Linked DNA regions of Mus musculus: all the other regions are linked to region 1. Evidence: chromatin loops called from intact Hi-C (ENCODE). Cell type or tissue: heart. All regions are shown on one strand. Each heading gives the region's core, and the rest is flanking DNA. Links, peaks and the distances in the headings are about the cores only. Region 1 overlaps Ankrd44 (ankyrin repeat domain 44). Region 2 overlaps Ankrd44 (ankyrin repeat domain 44). Region 3 overlaps Ankrd44 (ankyrin repeat domain 44). Region 4 overlaps Ankrd44 (ankyrin repeat domain 44).

What was found. A loop is a pair of places that touch in the nucleus more often than their neighbours do. Peaks named below come from ENCODE experiments on the same cell type or tissue, not always from the same donor. Only the 100,000 strongest peaks of a DNase experiment are listed, where the experiment ranks them.
Region 2: a loop joins it to region 1, with 1.9 times the contacts of the local background. A loop is called at or near these places in 3 of 42 quality-filtered maps.
Region 3: a loop joins it to region 1, with 2.6 times the contacts of the local background. A loop is called at or near these places in 2 of 42 quality-filtered maps.
Region 4: it touches region 1 in a loop (2.7-fold over the local background); 2 of 42 quality-filtered maps call a loop at or near these places.

What each region holds. Positions count from the first base shown.
Region 1 is chr1:54,681,767-54,687,078 of GRCm38, reverse strand. The region is part of intron 16 of Ankrd44 (ankyrin repeat domain 44); the gene reads left to right. 4930444A19Rik (a long non-coding RNA gene) reads right to left here. Exons shown (of 4, transcript XR_003948660.1): 1 at 5,157-5,312. Among named protein-coding and RNA genes, the nearest start is that of 4930444A19Rik, 2.9 kb to the right of the region's middle. In heart, for the core only: no CTCF peak of the experiment used is centred there; a DNase peak (open chromatin) is centred at 2,618.
Region 2 is chr1:54,788,595-54,793,906 of GRCm38, reverse strand. It overlaps Ankrd44 (ankyrin repeat domain 44), which reads left to right. Exons shown (of 28, transcript NM_001081433.3): 3 at 1,376-1,454. Among named protein-coding and RNA genes, the nearest start is that of 4930444A19Rik, 110 kb to the right of the region's middle. In heart, for the core only: no CTCF peak of the experiment used is centred there; a DNase peak (open chromatin) is centred at 2,326.
Region 3 is chr1:54,824,905-54,830,216 of GRCm38, reverse strand. Ankrd44 (ankyrin repeat domain 44) reads left to right here. Exons shown (of 28, transcript NM_001081433.3): 2 at 1,522-1,605. Among named protein-coding and RNA genes, the nearest start is that of Ankrd44, 99 kb to the left of the region's middle. In heart, for the core only: no CTCF peak of the experiment used is centred there; DNase peaks (open chromatin) are centred at 2,226, 3,416 and 3,906; H3K27ac peaks cover 325 bases.
Region 4 is chr1:54,747,486-54,752,797 of GRCm38, reverse strand. The region is part of intron 9 of Ankrd44 (ankyrin repeat domain 44); the gene reads left to right. All of the region lies in intron 3 of 4930444A19Rik (a long non-coding RNA gene), which reads right to left. Among named protein-coding and RNA genes, the nearest start is that of 4930444A19Rik, 69 kb to the right of the region's middle. In heart, for the core only: no CTCF peak of the experiment used is centred there; DNase peaks (open chromatin) are centred at 2,667, 3,007 and 4,847; H3K27ac peaks cover 1,859 bases.

The sequences.
Region 1 (5,312 bases), core at 185-5,184:
TCATGTATGTTCTTTTGTGATTGGGTTACCTCACTCTAGGAGCCATTCAATTTCTGGTTTTGACAAAGTAGTCTGAGGTTGATCTCTGTAGGGCAATGCTATTTTCCAAACCTATTGCAAGCTACAAACCATATCATGAATTGTGGTATGAGTACTCTGACTCTCTCTGGCCCACATATGCCTCCAGGGAGGGGTTAATGCAACATATAGTGTCTGAGATGCATGGAATCTCTGCCCTACTCCCTGTGGTTGATATATTCAGCATCAGATTGGCAATTGGGAAGGAAAGTTAATTCAAATCATAAAAGCTAGTTTTAGATGTCTTGAAGTTGTTTTTCTTTCTACCAGGTCCACACTGTCTTCTTAACAAAGGACAAGTCTCTAAAGGAAGGGAGAAGTTAGTGGACCAGGTCCCAGTTAATGTCCCCATGGAATAAGACAAATAATTATTGCTCTTCATGAAACAGAGTCACACAGATTAAAAGACATTTTGATGTTAGAGAGAAAAAGGTTCGTGTGCTTAAAATACACTCTACTTTGTTTCCTGTCCCTGATTCCAGACTTCTGTGAAATACCAAGAAGTTTCAGCTGTCTGTTCATCTGAAGGCACTGTGGTACAGGCTAGAGAAGCAGGTGTGAGTTAGACCAAGGTTCCATCTCCTCATCTGTCACTTATTGTGCCCATGTGAGGGTGCTAGTTTTGGAGACTGCTTTAGGCTTGATTGAGATGACTGAGTAAGGTTCATGAAGTTCTTGGTTTAGAGTAATTGCTTAGTAACTTAGCTGTCACCAGTGTGTCTGTTGCCATCATTTGTCACGGTCAGTACCTTCAGCGTTGTGATCATTGTTGTCATCACTCTGTCTTCACCTCCCTGTCCTGGTTTTCTCTTGCTTCTGTCAACATTTGTCCACTTTCAAGTCCTCATACAACAGTATTCTTGGTGTTACAGCCCAAATCCCTCTGCCTTTTCTCATTGCACATTCTTCCCAAACAACCTCATATACAAGGACACTTTAAACAAGATCTCTATTCTGAGCTGCATACTTTTATATTTAGCCGGCCATGAAACCAGTGGTCATGACCCCTTTGGATTTGAATGTCTCATAGGGGTTTCCTAAGACCACTAGAGAACACAGATATCCACATTACAGTTCATAACAGTAGCAAAATTACAGTTATGAAGTAGCAACAAAAGTAATTTTCTAGTGAGCGTCACCACAACATGAGGGGCTGTATTAAAGGGTCTCAGCACTAGGAGGGGTGAGAAACACTGCATTAAATTAAACATATCCCACTGAATAGCCTCACTATTATTCAAACCCTAGTTCACTGCACAGGTCTCTTCTATGACCTTGCTTGTTCTTTCTTCTGTTACCAGCTCTTCTATCACCAACGCTGGTAAGCTGGATGTCATCCCTGATTGTAATCATCTCACGCTCTCTGACGTTCAACCAATGAAGCATGTATATTCTACTTTCTAGATCCTTAGTGCTGCATGGGTAGAGTCTTTGATCAGAGCTGTGATCTCAGAGCCTAGCACAATCCTCAACAAATAATTATTGAATGGATTCTGCTCACGAAGGAACGACTGAGACTTCTGCTTCCTTTTGCTTCTGTTGCTTTTTCCTTAATTTGAGAATATTGGTTCTTTCCAACTTAAGACATGATTTAGAAATTCCACAGTGGAAATATAACTGGCTCCCCATTTCTAGGGTTGAATTCTTCCCCCCTCCCAGCATCACTACAGTTATTGTTCACATTGTACCCAGAATGGCTTTTTTTTTTTATCAAAAAAGCCTAGAATGTGATCATAATTATGGTTCTTCCCTACCTACATCATTTTATTGACTGAATAGTGTCCTTATTCTAAATCTACATTTAAAAATAATCTCCCCAATTACTCTGAAAATGACCTAGAAGCTGAGAAGATAGTTCATAAACATGCCAACCTGAATTTGAATCCCCAGAACCTGTGTAGAAGTCAGACCCAGCAGAGCATATCTGTAATCTCAGTAGCAAGATGGGAGTGGAGACAGGAGGATCACCATCAGCTCACAAGCCAGCCAGGCACATGCAGCACAAGCAACAGATAGACCCTGTCTCAGCCGAGATGGAAGGAGTGACCTGACACTTGAGGTTGTTGCCTGTCTTTCACCTGCATGGCATGCTCCCTGTGCTCATGTGTGCGTTCTGTTGCTTGAACATTCTTTCTTTCTCAACCTGGATTGCTCCTACTGTTCAGACCTTAGGCTGGGTTTTATTCACTCTGACTTTTATAATAGGTTTTATATTGGGCTCCTAAATGGTCTCTGTACAGGTCCCGGGCCAGCTCTCTTCCTCCTGGTTTACCTGCTAACAGCTCTGGGTTTTCTGAGAGCCTCCAAGTTCTATCAGCTGCTCACAGCACAGACTGAGTTCTGGTGCTTCCTCCCACCAGTATTTGCTGACTGAGTGAAATAAGGCCTCACGTGCTGGTAGAATGATCAAACTATGTGTGGGGGAAAATCTTATTCCAGAATAAACATCATGGGGACATACCTAATCTGTGTATTCAAGACATGTTGTCTTCCTGCCCCTGTTCATCGTGTTTGTAAAAGTGGGGGAAATGGTTCCGTGTTCCTTTGGTTACGGGTTCATTCTAGGACAGGATTTGGAGCTGGTACACACTGTCAATTCCAGGAAGTCTTGTAGGTGATAATGTTGCAAAACAAAGAACAGATGTTTACTGGCCCTGTCAGGCAGCAAAGACTCCTTTTATTTCAGCTGTGTAAGAGAGATGGGTTTTTTAATCAGTGCCTTTGAAGTTAAAATTAAATTTGTTTTCATTATTTTAGTATATCCTGAGTGTAAAGTCTAGATTCTATTCTCATATCAATGAGGAACAAACACAAAATATCTCATATTTCCAATGTAGTTGCTTCCAATGTAGTATCTGTAGGTTTAAAATGGCATGTTTTGAGCTGTTAATCTCTATACTTGTTAGTTAATCTACCAATGTCTCTTAATGATAACATTCTGTCCCATGCATATTGACTCTGGAAAGGTGTTCTGTACCCAACTGAAGATCTGAGGACATCATTCTTTTGGTTACATGGAAATTTAAGAACTTGTTTTAAAATAGAATTGTTTTAGTCATTTTACTGATTACAATATGGTCTGGTTTGCTTCCTCTGTGATAAAACACTGACCAAAGCCAATTTGGAGGAGGAAAGGGTTTATGTCACCTTACACTTTGTAGTCTTTCGTTGATGGAACTCAAAGCAGGAACTTGAAGGCAGGAACTGAAGCAGAGACCATGAAGGCACTCTGCTTGCTGGTTTGCTTCACTGGCTTTCTCAGCTATTGTTCTTACATAACCCAGGCCCATCTGCCTAGGGAAAGTACTGCCCACAGTGGGCTGGGCCCTCCTTAGCAACCCTTAAATTTTCCTCACAAATGGGGTCTACAAGCCAATCTGATGGAGGCAATTTCCCATGTGAGGTTCCTTCTTTCTATGCACATCTAAGTTTGTGTCAAATTGACAAAACTAACTGTGACATGGTAACAACATATACTCACTGTGAGGACAAGAGGTTGGGAAACAGAAAGAGGGAGTTAAATGTTCTCCAATTCTATTAGACTGTGCATGTCTGATGTTTCCTGAATACATTGTGTTCATTTGGGTGGGGGTGTTGTTGTTTTAAAGTGAAATTAGTGTTGTTTGCACTTGTGGCTTTGGAATGTGTGTTTCACTTGACAAATTTAAGGAATTTCAAGGACGGAAGTGGGTGATATTCTTTTTAGGAAATTTTGACTTTCAGGGTTTGAATACTGTAATTCTGCCTTTATCACTCTTTTTAATAAGAAAACCTCAGTTGCTAGGTATGATAGCACACACAGTATGTAATTGCAGCACCTGAGAGACAGAAGCAGGTAGGTCTGTGAGTTCCAGGCTAGACAGGACTATACAGTGAGACACTGTCCCCTGCCCCCTGAAGAGTTAAAATAGAAAACTTCTATAAAAATCTGTGTCGGCTTCATTTGCAAGACATGAAAACATGATACCTATCTGAAGAATAAAAGATAGACTTTTATTTAATGGGTGTCACAAGGCTATTAGAATGTTTAGGAAAGTGAGTCTAGGCTGGACCTCTAGGAACAAGCCTGAACTGATGTATCGTACTGGCTACCTCATTCCCATAATACTGGAGAGAGCGAATCCGAAGGCAGCCACTACAGTGTCTGACTCAAAGACACACACCTTTGCTGATATGTAGGGACACTTCTGCCTCTAGAGCCATCCAGATTTCTGGCTGGATGCACCCTGCCCTCATCATGGATGTCGGGTATCATCTCCTCTTTCTTCTCTACTCTCACTGTTCTGTGGCCTGTGCATGAGAAGCTGAAAGACAAGCAAACACAACTCCACAACTGGGCTCCCCTTCAGAATGACAGGAGCTTAGTCTATCAGTTTCTGTCTTCCAACATTCAATTAGTGCATTTCATTGCCAGAACTTATTTCTTGTCTTGAGCCTTTGCTCTAGACAAGGTGTTATCTAGAAAATGTCATTTTTGAGTTGTCTAACCTATGCCACATAGGGCAGTCCATGCCCACCCACCAGGAGAGTCTGGCGTGGACATCACTAGCCATTGTGATCACCACACAGCCATCCAGGCTCTGGATATTGGACTGCTGTGCCCTTTGTATGTACCCCACATGTGAAAAAGAATTTGAAGGCAAGAGAAAGAGGATCAGAAGGGGTGAGCCTACCCTTTGTTTCTCTTCATATATTCTGCTCAGATCATGGCATCTCGATCTTTCTGTCTGTTTGTCTGTCTGTGTTGTGTCTGCTGAGGCCTTCCCTGGGCACTGTAGTTGCAGTATGATCCCCCTCAAGCCCTTTAGACCCCATCTCTGCAGTGTTTTCATAGCACCGTGTGCTATATAATGAACTCTGTAACTCTTATTGTGTGTCTTCCTCCATGAGAAAGTTGACTTTTACTATTGGAACTTCAGTCCATTGCACAACATCTAGGCATGTAGTAATCATTCATTAAATGTTTGTGACATGAATACATTTCTGTATATATACCTCATGGTACACTCATCTAAGTATTAATTGGGGATTTGTTGCTAGAATGAAAAGTATGCAGAAGTAGTAAAACAGGGTCTTACCCACGTGTCCTTCCCGCAGTCGTCCACAAGCCTGCCATTAGCCTCTAACTCTCCCGAACCGCAAGGTGATACTTGTTCCTCCAGTCCCCTCATTCAACATATCGTCCACTCCATACATTTCATTGGCTCTTCTCCCAGTGCTCTCTTGTTACAGTA
Region 2 (5,312 bases), core at 233-5,232, 110 kb before region 1:
TTAATGTCAGTCCATAAAACCACTTACTAGGTCTCCCAACGGCTTAAGTGGTTTGAAGATCAGGCCCTGTCTCGTCCCCTGTCTACTGTCTGTTTCTGACAGGACACGCACAAAGCAATAGTTTAAAAGAGACAGAGGGAAAGGGAGGGTCTGGGCTTCGTGAGAAAATAACTCAGGAGAATATTATCCTTGGGCTAATAAAAGGTCATTAGGTCAATTGTCTAATAAAATGGTGACAGGAGTAATAGAATCAACAGTGAGTCCCAGGAATCTCAGGCAATGGGGAAAGTTGTGGAGGTGGCCATGCTTAGGGGCTGGTTCAGTTCAAGCTGTTTCCCCGAGTGTCTCAGTTGTGCCAGAGTCAGGTCAAGGAGGAGTAAGAGCTGTTATTTACATCCAAGAAATTTCAACCCTGGAGGATTTTTAAAGTTCATTGCTGAAATTAATATATCTGACTCTCATTTTAGTGCACACATTTTTAAACACCATAGCTTCATTTTCAAAGCTGGGTGATGCAGTCAGTCTTTCTGCCCCCTCTTCTGTATTATTCTTGAGTCATAGATGCAGTAGCCGTGCTACGGTTAACTCCACTGGGGCTGGGCTCCTCGAAATCCATTGAACACCTTTGCGTTGTATTCAGTGGAGATTTACTGTAGAGAGAAGCTTCTGTGATGAGAGATGATAGCAACCCTTATCTGTATATAAAGATAAGATCTAGAATGTAGCTGCAAAATGGTGCCAGGCTAGCACAGTGGCGGAAGTAGATTCTGTTCTAAAATCCATGGACTCATTAGCCCTGGGGAAGGTTGGCTAAGTTTCTAATACCAGGCATGGTCCTGTTCTTGTTGATTGGCCTTACATCCATCTAGACAACTGTTGGATACCACCAACAGGTGAACCCCACTGTTACACCTCTGTGGATATCTTGCTATATTGATTTTTGTTATGGGTCATCGGTGTCACAGCTGGGTAGACTGTTATGATAAATTTGACAGTACATGCAGTACTTTTTGGTACTATAGAAGATAGACTGCAGGAAAGAGACTTTCAGGTGAGATCCAGCTAGAATATGTGTCTCATGTCCTAAAGTGTCCTGAGTGTGCAGTATCTTCAGCAATAGGGGCATACTTTAATCCTTTGAGAGGAATCTAAGGGCATCAGCAATAGTCTATATTGTTTTGGGGAGCCATTTGTATTATCTAACCAACCACTTACAGAGAGGTTTCTCATGATTTGTACTGGGATTTTTGTTAAACTCATCTGCATAGGTTGGCCTTCAACCTTACTCTACTAGCATGGACCTCAGAGCGAATGGCGACCATCTTAACATCCAGCTTCCACTGACTGTTGCATACTTTGATATTGTGTATTTTAGGATTCTGAGAAACGAACCCCGCTTCATGTGGCTGCATTCCTGGGAGATGCAGAGATCATTGAACTCCTGATTTTGTCAGGTAAATAACTACTGTATTCAAAAGCCAACTCCATGGAAGCTTGATGGGCAATTTGCTAGATTGGCACTTAGAATGAACGGAGCAGAACTTCTTTGCTTTGCTCATCCAAGTTTATTTGATCAATAATTTATCTGCACATGAAATACAAAAAAAGAAATTGTTTGGCAATGATTCTTAAACAAAATATTTTATGCTTTAAAAGTTTGATTCCTGTCTATCACTCTGTATAGCACAAAGCATATATACTAAGGGCACATATATACATATATTTAAATATTGCAAAATAATATTATTTCTTACACACAATTATGATTACAATAAAAGTTTAAAAACAGAAAACAGAGGTAAGGGGCCATGTGAGTTTCTAATTAGAGGTGTCTCTAAGTAGGCAGGTGGGGTGTTAAAATATCCCCCTTTCCAAATTTTATAGGGGCCAAATATGTGAATCATGTCATATCTAATCTCCATTTCTTCTGGTCTATATATTCTCTTTTTCATTCCACTGTACTTTTAACATTTCATTGGATTTAAAGGTGTGAATGCTTTCAGTTCTAGAATCTTCTATGTTCAGAACTTCTTAACCAAACAGGTTTCCAAAACCATTATGTGATTTTCCATTTGAGTGCTCACTGGACAGACCCCTGGAATAATCTTGATCACTGCTTGTATGCCTCAATGCAGACTGTATGCAGGCCAATTTGCTTTTTCTTCTCCTGTTTTTTGTTTGGAGAGATTAAAATCTGGAGGAAATGCCATTGTGAACAAACCAGGCAAAAGGCCTGTACTAAGGGCTTGCCTTTGTCTGCAGTAGTAATGGGAAATGCTAATGTGCCAATGCAGAACAAAGGTGAGTGCTGGGTATGTAGTTACCAGCTGTGAAATGCACCACGGTGAAGAAAGAGCTGTGCTGTTTCACAGGGAAGGCTCCTGTACTGGCTGGTTTTGTGTGTCAACGTGACACAAGCTGGAGTTATCACAGAGAAAGGAGCTTCAGTTGAGGAAATGCCTCCACGAGATCCAGCTGTAAGGCATTTTCTCAATTAGTGATCAAGGGAGGGAGGGCCCATTTTGGGTGATGACATCCTTGGGCAGGTAGTCCTGGGTTCTATAAGAAAGCAAGCTGAACAAGGCAGGGGAAGCAAGCCAGGAAGTAACATCCCTCCATGGCCTCTGCATCAGCTCCTGCTTCCTGAGCTGCTTGAGTTCCAGTCCTGACTTCCTTGGTGGTGAACAGCAATGTGGAAGTGTAAGCTGAATAAACCCTTTCCTGCCCAACTTGCTTCTTGGTCATGATGTCTGTGCAGGAATAGAAACCATGACTAAGACAACTCATGTTGCTTTTGGGTTTATGGTGTCCCCGTTCTGGATGTGTAAAATAAAGAATTGTAAGGTTACAATGCCTAATGATCCCAAGCAATAATATCATCACCAAGACAGTATCATTCAGGGTGAGCAGCATTCCCTTATCTGAACGTCTAAAGCCTAAAATGTTCCAAGAGCCGACATGATGCCATGTGATGCTGCAGTGTTAGTTTTGCACCTGACATGATGTGATGAGCCACTGTAATATGTCTAAGGCATGTATGAAGCAGAAACGAAGTTCATGTGTAGGATTGGGTCGAATAGACCAAAAATCTGCCCTCCAAATTAAAACTCTGCCACACTTGTGGGCTTAGGCAGTTTGGATAAGTGATGTTCAGCTTGTATTAAAAGATGCCCCAGAGACAGCAGACATGGCTCTGTGGGTCAAAACATCATCCCAGAGGACCTGAGCCCAGTCTTCAGCATCCACATCAGGCAACTCAGAACTGCTTGTAATTTCAGTTCCCAGGGATCCAACACCCTTTGTATCTTCTGCAGGTATTTGCATGTACACACAGACTCACTCTCTCTCTCTCTCTCTCTCTCTCTCTCTCTCTCTTTATATCACAGGGAGGGAGCCAAGGCAGGGAAATGGGCAAGGGGAGTGGCTGTGAACAAGTTAAATTAGCCCCAAGTTCATGTTCCACCTGCCTTTGCTTTGATTTTTTTTGTTTGTTTGTTTGTTTGGTTTTCGAGACAGGGTTTCTCTGTGTAGCCCTGGCTGCCCTGGAACTCACTTTGTAGACCAGGCTGGCCTTGAACTCAGAAATCCACCTGCCTCTGCCTCCCAAGTGCTGGGATTAAAGGCGTGCGCCACCACTGCCTGGCTCTGCCTTCGCTTTGATAGGGAAGCTCTTAATTCTACATCACAAGGGTCACCCATATGGGACCAGTGTGCCTTGATAAACTTGGTCTCATGTCACCTTTATGTAACACAGAATCCTCGTCTTCTGTCCCTGTGGCTGGTTCAGTAGTATCAGGAGAAGCTGTTGTATGCATCTTAATCTGTAGACCCATTTGGTCTTGGAATTACTGATTGGTTAATCTCTTTCATTTAGCGTTGGTTCAGTTTGCGAGACATTGTCTTTCCTCCTCCCCCTTCCACCCATCAAATTGAGAAAGTTCTGTAGCAATTTATTCAACAGAGGCCAACTTTGGCAGTGCACGTAGCTCCCATTTTCCCTGAAAGGACTTTTATTCAATTTATATTTTATATCCCTAAAGAAATATCATACGACTATAGTGATTTCAGTCCTGAGATTTCATCTGGCAGCTGACCCTTTGGGGAATCCAGCCACACTGTTCTCTCATTTCGTAATGAATGAGGCGCTAATGATTCCCATGTTGAACAAATAATTTAACCTTGCCAGAATAGCTTGTTAAAGCTGTGCTCTCTGCTGCTGGGCAAACTCTCAGAGCATGCAAAGACCCAAGCTCACTAAGTTATTACTGACTTTGTCTCCTATTAACCAGGCAGCTAGAACCCTGAGTGTCTCTGTGCGGCCGTGTTGGGGGGCAGGGCAGTGTCTTCAGGATGAACAGGCCTTGCTGAGTCTTTCCACCTTCTTATCACTGCCTGTCACTCTGGCTTGATTTCCTCATCTGACTCAGCTTCTGTTTGGGAAGTGGCCAGGTCAGGATCAAGGCACAAATGGGCAGAGTAGGCAGTGAGAACTAGTCCGTGGTGGAACATCCAGGTCATGGTTGAGGTAAGGAAAGCAGAGGGCCCACAGGAAAATGGCCACAGCAGAATATCTTATAGCAAAATTCAGGGTGAACTAGGGTGACGGAGCCTTGGGTTGGAGGAAGAAATGTGTATGCATGCTCTACTGTGGGAGTTTGTCAGGTCTAACTGCTCAGTACAAAATGAACTTAGTACGTACGGTCTGGGGAGGTAGCTCAGTCAGCAAAGTGCTTGCTGTGTTAGCGTAGGACCTACATTTGATTTTCAGCAGCTATATAAATAATTGGGCATGGTGGTATGTGCTTGTGATCCCAGAATGGAGCAAGTAAAGACAGCAGGATCCCAGGTCTGCTGGCTAGCCAAGATAACCTAATTGTGAGCTCTGAGTCTCAGCAAGAGACTTTGTCTCAAAGAACAAGGTGGACAGATGCTGAGGAACAATCATGTAGGTTGACCTATAGCCTACATACTGGCACACACACACACACACACACACACACACACACACACCATCTACATGCCTGCACAGATACATAAGATAAAATGAAACTACATGTACCAAGTGATAGTTTTGCAAAATGATTTCCTGTAATATTTTTCCCAGTTATGGTTGCTAGTTATAGTGCCAGTTGTCTGCAGATCTGGTGTCACGTGGTCCTTTATCCCTTTGTGCCTAAGAGATATTCATTCTTTGTACGTGGATTTTATTTTATTTTTTTAACCTGGTAAAGGAGTTTGATTAAGCAAAGCAGAGCTGATCATGGACACAAATCTGGTGCAATATTAATTAACATGTCTGGTGAGTGTGTAAG
Region 3 (5,312 bases), core at 305-5,304, 140 kb before region 1:
GCTGTTGGTTTTTTTTTTTTTTTCTCCACCAAGGTTCATTTAGGCAGAAACTCACCCAACACCATTTTGCTAAAAGCTCAGCAGACAGAACAGTGTGAAAAGATTGGCGTGGTTCTGCTGGGGACTTGGTTAGCAGGCATGGGGAGGATCTCTTTGTAGAGCCACTTGAGGTTAGTGTTTGCTTCTAGCTCCAAAGAGTTAGGTGTTGACTTATTCGATTCCACACTCACAGTCCCATTCTCTAGATAAACGTAATCAGGATTCTCAGGAAAGAGACGTAGGGATCTTATGTGAATAAGCAGCTCGGATGATTCTTATGCTGAGTCAAACTTGGGGCACTGCCATCATCCAGCTGTCTGTTAGGACTAAGACATTTACAGAAGTTGTAAGCAAATACATATATGTAGTTGCCAAGATTTGAAATTTAGGGGGAAAAGAGGCCAAATATTCCATATTGATAGCATTAACCATTTTTTTAATGAAAACATTATTTGAGTAGAGTTGAATGGTCACATAAAAATTTCTCACTATGCCATTTGGCCCTATTAATCACCATCTTATGAGGGGCGTGGCCAGCGATGGCCATGCTTAGACTCAGATTCCATCAGGGAAGTGAAAATGGTGGAGTTGGCTGTGAAGAAGATCTTTTACCATGTGGGGCAAGTCAAGCGTCAGCCCCTGAACCCAGCACGTTCCCACAGTTATCACTCACCCCAGTGATGGTTTCTGGCAGGTTCTCTGCACATCCACTCCGTGCATACCTTCTCTTTAGGATGGGCTGCCCTTCTGTCTCCATCTAGAAACCCACACTCGGTCATTGAGGTGCCTTCCTTCCTCTTATCCCACAGAGCTCACTGTCCTTGCAGTTGGGTCACACTTTATAGTTCCTTCTTCTATATAATGGATTCTTCTCTGCTCTTCCAAACCCCCATTCTCTAGCCCTTGTTATATCTTATTTTAAACTAGTAGTTATATAATCATTGTAAGACAGCCAGTGCCCACTGGCTAAAGCTATGGAAGTATTTGGGAACAACTGCAAGGTGTTTTGAAGATTGATCCACAAGTGTTTAGGTCATAATATCCTCCACAAAGGGCTTGTCTTGGATGTGAGGGCAATCTCTATCCCTCCCATAGCTGTACATTTGTTTGAAAGAAGATGCCCTTCCCTGAGTAGAGGACCAGTCTTTTGTCAAGGTACAGAGCATCTGTGATCCTCTGCTAGAACCTTCCAACAGCCCGCAAAGGCATAGTCTTCAGTGACTTCAACATCTGAATTGGCAGTGACAAGGGTTAGTCCTTAATAGGGTCTGAATATAGAGACCTGTGTTTGGTCATATTCTTGACAAGGTCTTTAAGGTCTCAGATACTTTGTGCGTGTAGGTGGAGTCTTATTTATTTCTGCCTGCTCATTGATAATTCTTAATAAACTTAGAGGGAACAAATATCCTTGTTGCTGTCTGCATGCAAACGCAGGTATGTATATTAGTTATAGTCCTAATACTCAGTTTCTTGGTTTTGCAGCCACCACTGGTCCAGGCAATCTTCAGTGGCGACCCAGAGGAGATTCGCATGCTCATCCATAAGACTGAAGACGTAAACGCACTGGTGAGAGACTGTGGTTGTTGTATGGGTCCTCCTGTGGGGCAAGCAAGGCCTCTTGACATTTTCTGTGCTGTGAACCCCTGTAGAAAATTGTGAGAGCTCAGGGCTGCTTTTTAGACTATTGTTTCAAAAAAAAAAAAAACAAAACCCATGGAGTGAAACTCTAGGGTTAGACTAAATCAATTATGTTGAAATATAGTTGTAAAAAAAATTTAAAGATCAAGGGACTGAAGATGTCACTCCAGGGGAGAGTGCTTACCTAGCACGCAAAAGGCCTGTGTTAGACCCCCCAACACTGCAAAACAGAGAAAAAAAAATCAAATTTAGGATGCAGTAATCTGTATGCTTATCAAAATTGACCTTATTCTAATCAACTCATAAATTAAAACATCACACAGTGTTTCAAGGCCCCAAACTCTATCTCAGTGAGTGTTTATACAGTTGCAGTGACCGTCTTGAGGCCATGGAGTTTCATTTAGGGTCTTATGCTTTCCCTGTCAATCACACTCATTCATCACAGGAAAAGCAGAAACTATGAGTTGAAACCAGAAGGGGGAAACCCCTACTTTATATCCTGTCTATGACCCATTAAGATACAGCGACGCATCTGGCAGCGAGCATTGCGTTTTGAATGACCTGCCACTACCTCTTGCATAGCTGTGATGTCTCCTGGTGACAGTGTCACACCGACTGCCACTACTCCCGTGGTTTGCTCTGTATATCCACAAAGGAAGGATGCCGGCCCCTATTAAGAAGGCAATGATAGTGAAGCTATACCATTTTTCTTTCTTGATGTAATGTACCTTGGCTCTGGTGAAATTTGGCAACCTGGGCCTGTGGACCACCAGATATGAAAACTTTTTGTTTTTTTCCCAGTGATTGAAGAAAGATGAGGAGAATAGCATTTTTAGACATGCATGGTTGCTAGGAAGTTGAAACAAGTGTCCAGCGGCAGTTTTGTTGGAGTGTGGCTGTCCATCTTGCACACATTGTCTCTGCTGCTCTCACACTGCCTTGCTGAGCCCGGGGTCTGGACTGAGCCAGGGCCACTCAAACCCTGCCCTTTGTAGGAAAAGTCTGCTGGTTCTTGCCCTAGGGAGTCCATGACCCTGGGATGAACCATTGAACTCTCTGCAGCTCTTACTCCCGTGCTCTTTGAAGTTGTTGAAACCTTGTGTGTGCTTCAGCATCTTGCATATTTTGCTGAGAAAAGGGTCAAGGTATTTCACTGAATTCCTAAAAGGACCTATGGCACATCTATCAAAAGATCTACACATAGACTGTATCTGGGACATTTCCAAACAGATCAGTCACTTGCACCAAAGGGCACAAGCATTGGCCAAGAAGTGACCCTTTTGATAGTTTCTTAGAGTCAGGCTGAACAAGCGATTAGGTGCAGGGTGTGCTGCTAATTCACTTAACACAATCTGATTATCAAAGTCCTCAGGTCCCTTAGGGAGAAGAGTCCTCTTTACAGTTTAGTGTTCAGTAGAAAAGACAGGGCGAGTCGTCCATCTTCAGTGTAAGCAGATCTTTTCCCTGGGGTGATAACCTGCCTTTGAGGAGGTATCTCTCTCAGGTCTGCTGGCGGGCGGCTCCCTTCCAAGACAGGTCCTTTGGAGCAGCCTTTGTCTGAGGCTGTCCAGATTGGTGTGGCTTTCTCAAAAGCCTTTTGGCAGCTTCTCCTCAGCTGGCAGTAAGAACAACAGGGCAATGTTTTGAGATGTGTTTTTGCAAGGTAAGCCAGGATGAAGTCAGGGACAGAGGCCTTGCAGAGGCAGCTGGGCACTGGTCCAGGACCTGTGGGGTGGAGGCTATGAAGCAAGTTCACTGTCAAGAGCTTTGACATCACAGGAATTTGCCTAGACTATTTGGTGGCTGTGGGCCAAGCCCTGGCAAGCCTAAGGCAAGGTTACTATCTTTTCCTAATAGTTACAAACAAACAGAACTTTTAATCATCTACATCTCGGGAAATTGTACTGACCTTTGAATGACCTTTCTTTCTTTTTGGAAAAGTAACAACCCGTTGCTGATTGGCTACCTAGGCTTAGCTCTGTAACACATAGATGACTAATGAATGTTTGAAATCCGGAGCTTAGTTCTCTCAGCAACACATGGGAAGAGTGTCCCCTTTTTACGTGGGGTCTGAGGTATGAATGTGAGGTTTTCTAAGGTCACTGTGAGGGTCATCTTCAGTCTGGCTGAAGAAAGAACAATAAACCTAGAGGGGAAGCATGGGAAGGTTTTCCTGGGTCAGTGTGGAGTGTGTATATCCCTTCTGCTCATCCTCCATTTTGGTGACCTGTCATATAGCCACACCTAACTCTGGGGGAGGGGCTATCACTGTGCTACTGCGCCCCTGAAAAGTCAGCACAATCAACTTTGATCTTACAAGCTTCCAGGGAGTTAAAGTGATTCCACTAAGTTGTGTTTTGGCCATCTTTTTCACACTTCAGTTATTTACTGTGTCGCAACTCTGTGCTAAGCATGAGAGACACAGCAGTGGCAAGACAGTGGGCTCCACTGTGGAGCTCACAAAGTGAAATCAAGAAATGAGAAGTCACTTTCCAGGGTTTGCTGGAGGCCAGTCTGCAGGGTCTGAACTGTGATAATAAGCACGGGAGGCTAAGGGAGGTGAAGGGAGGAGTCACCCTGTATCTGCAGGGGATATGCAGCAGAAAAGGCAGCGAAGGAGGACTTGAAGTTGCTGATGACTGAGTATATCAGTAGAGAGACCAGGCCCGAGGTACTCAGTGGGATCTTTCACATTTTGGAGGCTCATTGCTCTTTTTGTTCCACCCACAGCTCCCAAGACTCCCTTCCTCCCCGACTCCCCCTGCCATGTGTGTAAAGGAGATCTTGAATCCCACTCTCACAGGCCTGTAGGCTGTGTTGAACCAATCTCTCACTGCCAATGTAGGTCATTTGGAGCAAGGCTCCTTAATCATTTTCCACGTGACACACACTCTGTGCAAGACATTTTTTTTATGTAACCTTGGGTATAAAGGCATATAAAATAGGTTTGATAAAAACCAAACATTTATTGGCAATAAATTTCTTTTAAAACAACTCCTTTTTGGTATACATTTACTTTTATTGCTTATTAAAGATTAAGGCCAATTTGTATATTAATGAGATCGATATACTTCTAAAACGTTTCAATTTTGCATTAGATATGTGTGTGTCTGTGTGGGTAGGTACATGTGTGTGCAGGTGTGTGCCCACAGAGGCATTGGGTTCTTCGTAGCTACATCTGCAGCTGACTGTGTGTCAGTCAATCAAGGTGGCTGCTAGGAATGGACCATGGGCCCTCTGCAAGAGCAGTGAATGCTTTAACCTCTAAGGCATCTATCCAGCCTCTTGATGGACTTTAAAATTTTTACATAAAGGATCGAATCTTGGATGAATATTTGATGCTGCAGGGTAGAGTATCTTCCGTGTCTTTTAGTTTTTATAATTGTCAGTGTGGTGAATACATGCATGGAATAAAATGGCATGTGTATGTTTAGGACTTTTCAAAAAATTGTTGGAAATGCCATTATTATCCAAATTGAACAGTTTTTCTTACGAAATTCAAACCATCAGTTCAAGCAACAGTTTTGTGTGTACCTCTGTGTGTGCGTACATGGGTTTGTGAGCAGGTATGGACACCTCACTCGTTTTCCTGGGTTCTGGTGACTGGACTCGGGTCCCCATGCTTATCAGGCAAG
Region 4 (5,312 bases), core at 275-5,274, 66 kb before region 1:
TGTTTGGGCTTTAGCAAGCGTGGGTTTCCATGAGGCTTTGCAGGCTGCTGGATGCTCACTGTACCCATATCCTCAGTTTCCCCCACTCGTGGGGAGAACATAGAATAATGTAGTCAATCCTCAGACAGGTGAAAACACACACTTGGCTCTTGGGAGAGATGGACAGGTTTGGTTTTTTAATTAGATATTTATTTACATTTCAAATGTTCTCCCCATTCCTAGTTTCCCCTATGTCCTCCCCTGTCCCCCTGCTCACCAACCCACCCACTTCCACTTCCTGGCCTTGGCATTCTCCTACACTGGTGCATAGAACCTTCACAGGACCAAGGGCCTCTCCTCCCATTGATGACCGACTAGGCCATCCTCTGCTACATATGCAGCTAGAGCCTCGAATCCCTCCATGTGTTTTCTTTGATTGGTGGTTTAGTCCCAGGGAGCTCTGGGGGTTAGTTCATATTGTTGTTCCTCCTATGGGGCTGTAAACCCCTTAAGCTCTTTGGGTACTTTCTCTAGCTCCTTTATTGGGGACTCTGTGCTCTGTCCAATGGATGGCTGTGAGCATCCACTTCCGTATTTGTCAGGCACTGGCAGAGCCTCTCAGGAGACAGCTATATCAGGCTTCTGTCAGCAAGCTCTTGTTGGCATCCACAAAAGTGTCTGGGTTTGGTGATTGTATATGGACATGTTTTAGATTCTGAGGTGTTTCACTTTTAATGATGCTAAGCATTCATTGCTTGCATTTTCAATCAGCCGATCTGGGTTATTTTAGATTGTTGACCCAGTAAAGTTCCCCAAGTTTGAGCTCATTAAACTACTCAGACAAAAGTAGAAAAAAGTAGGGTGGGTGACTCAAGGTTTAAGCAGGTAAGTCTGTGATGAAATCCCAGGCAAGAGAGAAAGAGAGAGAGAGAGAGAGAGAGAGAGAGAGAGAGAGAGACAGAGAGAGAGAGACAGAGAGAGAGACAGAGACAGAGAGAGAGAGAGACAGAGAGAGAGACAGAGAGAGAGACAGAGAGAGAGACAGAGAGAGAGACAGAGAGAGAGACAGAGAGACAGAGAGACAGAGAGACAGAGAGAGAGAGAGACCATGAAACAGTAATTTTCCAGGCTCTCAACCCAAGTGTTCTTTGAACATCACCAGACTATCTCGGACACCAAAGTCCCTGTAGTCTCATTCCATGTCACAGCTTATGTCACCCCGAGGGCCATGGTTGACATCTGTGAATGGGTTAACTCTGACAGCACAGCTTCTATGATCTGAGCAAGCTGAAGAGACAACTTGAAAGCAAAACCAGCAAAACACAGGTTTGCATCATGCATTTAAGAGGACATTCCTGGTCAATTTGGTAATGCCTAAACTGTGTTTAGCAGACTCAAACTTTAAATTCTAATGTGAGTGACTCTTCTTGGATTTCTCTGTTTTGTAACTATAAGAATTTTGGGCAATAGGGAAAGTTAGTGGCACTGAGTTTAACTTAGGCACCAAAAACAAACAAACAAACAAACAAACAGCATGTGCATCTATATAGAGAAGCAGGCACCGACGATGCTCCTCGGGAAGCAAAAGCCACAGTAGTGCAGAAGACATTACAACCATGTTTGCCAAGACCATAAGAGGGTGTCATATTTCTTGGGATTGGAGTGACAGGCTGTTGTGTGCATACATAGGGATGCTAGGAAATAAACTCTGTCTTCTGCAAGAACAATGGTATTCTTAGCTACTGAGCCAGGTCTTTAGCCCCAAGAACACTTTAAAAAACAAATATATGAGCTGCCTTTTTAACTAGTGTATCCATCTGCCAGACCACACCTGCATCTCCTCCATTTCAGAGTTTGGCGCAGCCTCCCTCTCCCATCCTAATGTGCTTATATCACTCTTGGAGGCTGCCTTGACTTCTCCATCAGTCAGACTTGGAGTTTGCTATACTTTAAGGTTAGAACAAGAGCTGAGAGTCTTAAAGTTTATCCCACCATTGATTAGCTGGTATCTGGCTTATAAGTGGGCTAGGATCCTCAGACCTGAACTGATGACATACGGTGACTGTAATACAGAGGTTGGCACATGTAATGATAAAGCTAATGTTGGTTAAATGTTCATGCTGTGCCAGGCTCTTTGCCATATATCCCATCTATTTCCTCCTCACAATACCAGGAGGAAGGGGGTGCTATCATCAACTTCACAGTGAGGCAGTCAGAGGTGGTGGGTTTTCTGAGCAGCATGTGGGGTCAGGAGTTGGAACATAGTCTAGCGTTAGAGAGCCGCTTCTCCGCCACTATCTGTATGCATATATATCTCCCCAGAAGGACAGTGATGGTTGAAGATTTTCTCTTAAACTTGAATTTGATGCAGTGTAAGAGTTGCCTGCATTTGAGAGAGTTGTCCCCGTAGATGGACAACTTTGTGGGTTTTTTCTTTCAGCTTTTATTACATCCATGAGAACTGTCAGTTCTTCCATTTGACCTTTCTGGGCATTTGAAAAATGTTCCTAGGGAGCAGAGGAAGTTCTTTTCTTTCTTCCTGTTTATTTTGTTCCTTCTGAAAAAAAAATCCTGCTCTGGCTAAGACCCTGCTTTCCCAGAGGCTCATTCCCAGGCCTGGTGTCCATCTCCAGAGCTTGTCATCACTCACATAAACTGCTCTGTGCCAGACCTGAGAGGCTCTATCATGAGGGGGCACAGTTATCTGCACACTGGGGAATGTCCTTTGCATGTTTGTTTGTTCTTAGATTGCTTAGATGTTCTGCCTCTGTAGAGTAGTCTCCTCTTTCTGATCCCAGCCAGGGTTTTTACGTATGCATGAAAACCTGACTCCTCCAGCATCACTCAACTTTGGGAAGGCAATCACTCACACAAACAAGTACAAAAGCCATGACTTTTCCTTTGCTACTTAAAAAACAAAATGTACTTGGGCTCAAATCACATTGTTTCTTGTTGCAGACCACCCTGTCACAGCAAGAGAGGGATGGGAACTCTTAAAGAGGACACTGTGTGGAATCAGAGGCATTTGGTCCAGCTTTTGGCACGAGGCAGCTGCCTCAGAGGCTGTCCAGGGAGTTACACAGTTCATAAATGAGGTTGCCTTAGACTCTTCTGGTACAGGCTCTCTCTATTTTTAACGCTTCTGGAAGTACTAGCCTATGATGACACAATATGAGATTTTTGACCTTTTGGCTCACAGTCCTTCTGAAGCAACTTAAGATGACCATTCTTGCTTGTGCAATGAAAAGCTAATTTCAGATGAGTGCTTATAGTCCCTTTTGAACACGCTGTGCACACCTTTAATGTGATGAAAGCTTATTTTACTCACTGATTATTAATGATCAGTTTGCCGCGTTTAACTTGTAGCCTTCAGACAAAGGGTAAAAAGACATTTAATGTATAATTTAATGTATACTCCGAGAAAGGCTTAAAGATTTTCAAGTGGAAATAGAAATGTCTGTTGAGTGCTGATAAACTAAAAGCTCAGCCATCCAGAGGATTTATTTTAATAGAAACACATTTTCAGATACAAATGCAAAATCTCTCTTACTTTTCTATTGTTATGATGCTCCCCTGAAATATATTTGAAATGACAGCAAAAGCATATACATATGCCAACTATCCTTTAAACAGATTTATAAAATGACAGCATCAGTGGAAGCCTTTCAGACTCAGGCGACAGTGGTTTCCTCCCCTGTTGATACTTGCACCATCTTCTTTCTCTTCTCACTTTTTGTCATATTTGAGGGTGGTAAACCTAGATGCGAGCTGGTCTTGAGAAACCGTTGGTGGGTCTCGGCTTGGAAGCGTGCCAGGCTGTGTAGTGGTGTCCAGAACAAAGGCTTCTAAAGTCTGAGCATCTCCTTCCTCATCTCCCTAGCTCAGGTTCATGGCTGAGCTTTTCGGGGAGATCACAGCTCAGGTCCTTAGATAGATATCTACACCCAAAACTGTGCTGGGGAACAACAGGAGCCAAATGGCTGCCCTAGATACTATCAGGTCATAAAAATGATTTAAATGGAAGCCTCTAAAATCAGGCCACAGTGAGATCGCTCTCTAGTCCCTAGATGATCACAATAATTAAATTAACTTTATCATTTTTGTTATTACAAAATAATTACATTTACTGCAAACCAAAATGAAATCATTGAAAGATCACCCTAATCAGAATTTATATTGGCAATTTGGTAAAAGTTTTCAAATTTTATATATATATACATATACATACACACACACACACACACACACACATATATATATATATATACACACACATATATATACATATACATATATATATACACACATATATACATATATATTCTATAGAGAGATATATAATTATTATGCTTACAAGAATGATCATAGTGTGTTTGTTTGAATAATTCATTCTAAAAATGAATGCCACAGCAGAGAGACACAGATTTGAGTTAGAGAGCAGTGTTAGATTCAGGCAGCCTTTGATAGTTCTCTGCCATGGTCAAAGGCAAGAGGAGTTACCTTCTGTAAACAGTATTAAGTTGTCAGCCACATATGCACAAACCTGTCAGCAGCAAATTGATTCTTCGAGTAAAGACTAAGACACACACGTCTCTTAGACGGGGGAAGTCCCTCGGATCTTTCTGTGATAAGCATAGTTTTTGTTGGTTTTGCCTCCTCTGCAAAGAGCCACACACTTTTTAGTATTTTATTTTTATTGCAAAGATTATCAACTGTCATATTTTAAAAATATACTTATCCAGTAAAAAAAAAAAATTACTTCCTGAAAAAACAACCTCGGTGAAATGAACCAAAGGAGGAATGAAGAGATGTGCAGATGTTGGGGGCGGGGTAATATTTTTATCACAAGACATTGGAGCCTGGCCAGGAAGACTCTGAGGTAATGCTTGAGAATACTTCACAGGGAAGTAAACCGGCACCGCCTTTCTCAGAGGCTGTTTGTCTACTGCTTATCCAGAGCCTTTAAAAGGTGCAGACTTTTGATCCAGCAGTTCTGTGTCTAACAGTGCTGCTGGAGGAAGTGAGCTGCAGGGTGAAGAGTCTTCAGAAATTGTTTATTCTTCTGTTCTTCTTAATAGCAAAAGCCTGGAAAGAGTCTCTAATGTCTAGTGACTGGGGACTTGTTAAGTAAATGCTCCAAATTATAGATATTATATAGCTGTTTATAGTTATATTAGTGAAAAAAATAACACATAGAAATCTTTCAATGCAGCATTAAGGGAGAATGCAAGACACAAATATTTCTACACTATATGAGTTCAGCCATGGAAAATTCTACATATAATCCACACATGTACACACATGAATATGCACATGCATAGATGCACACACAA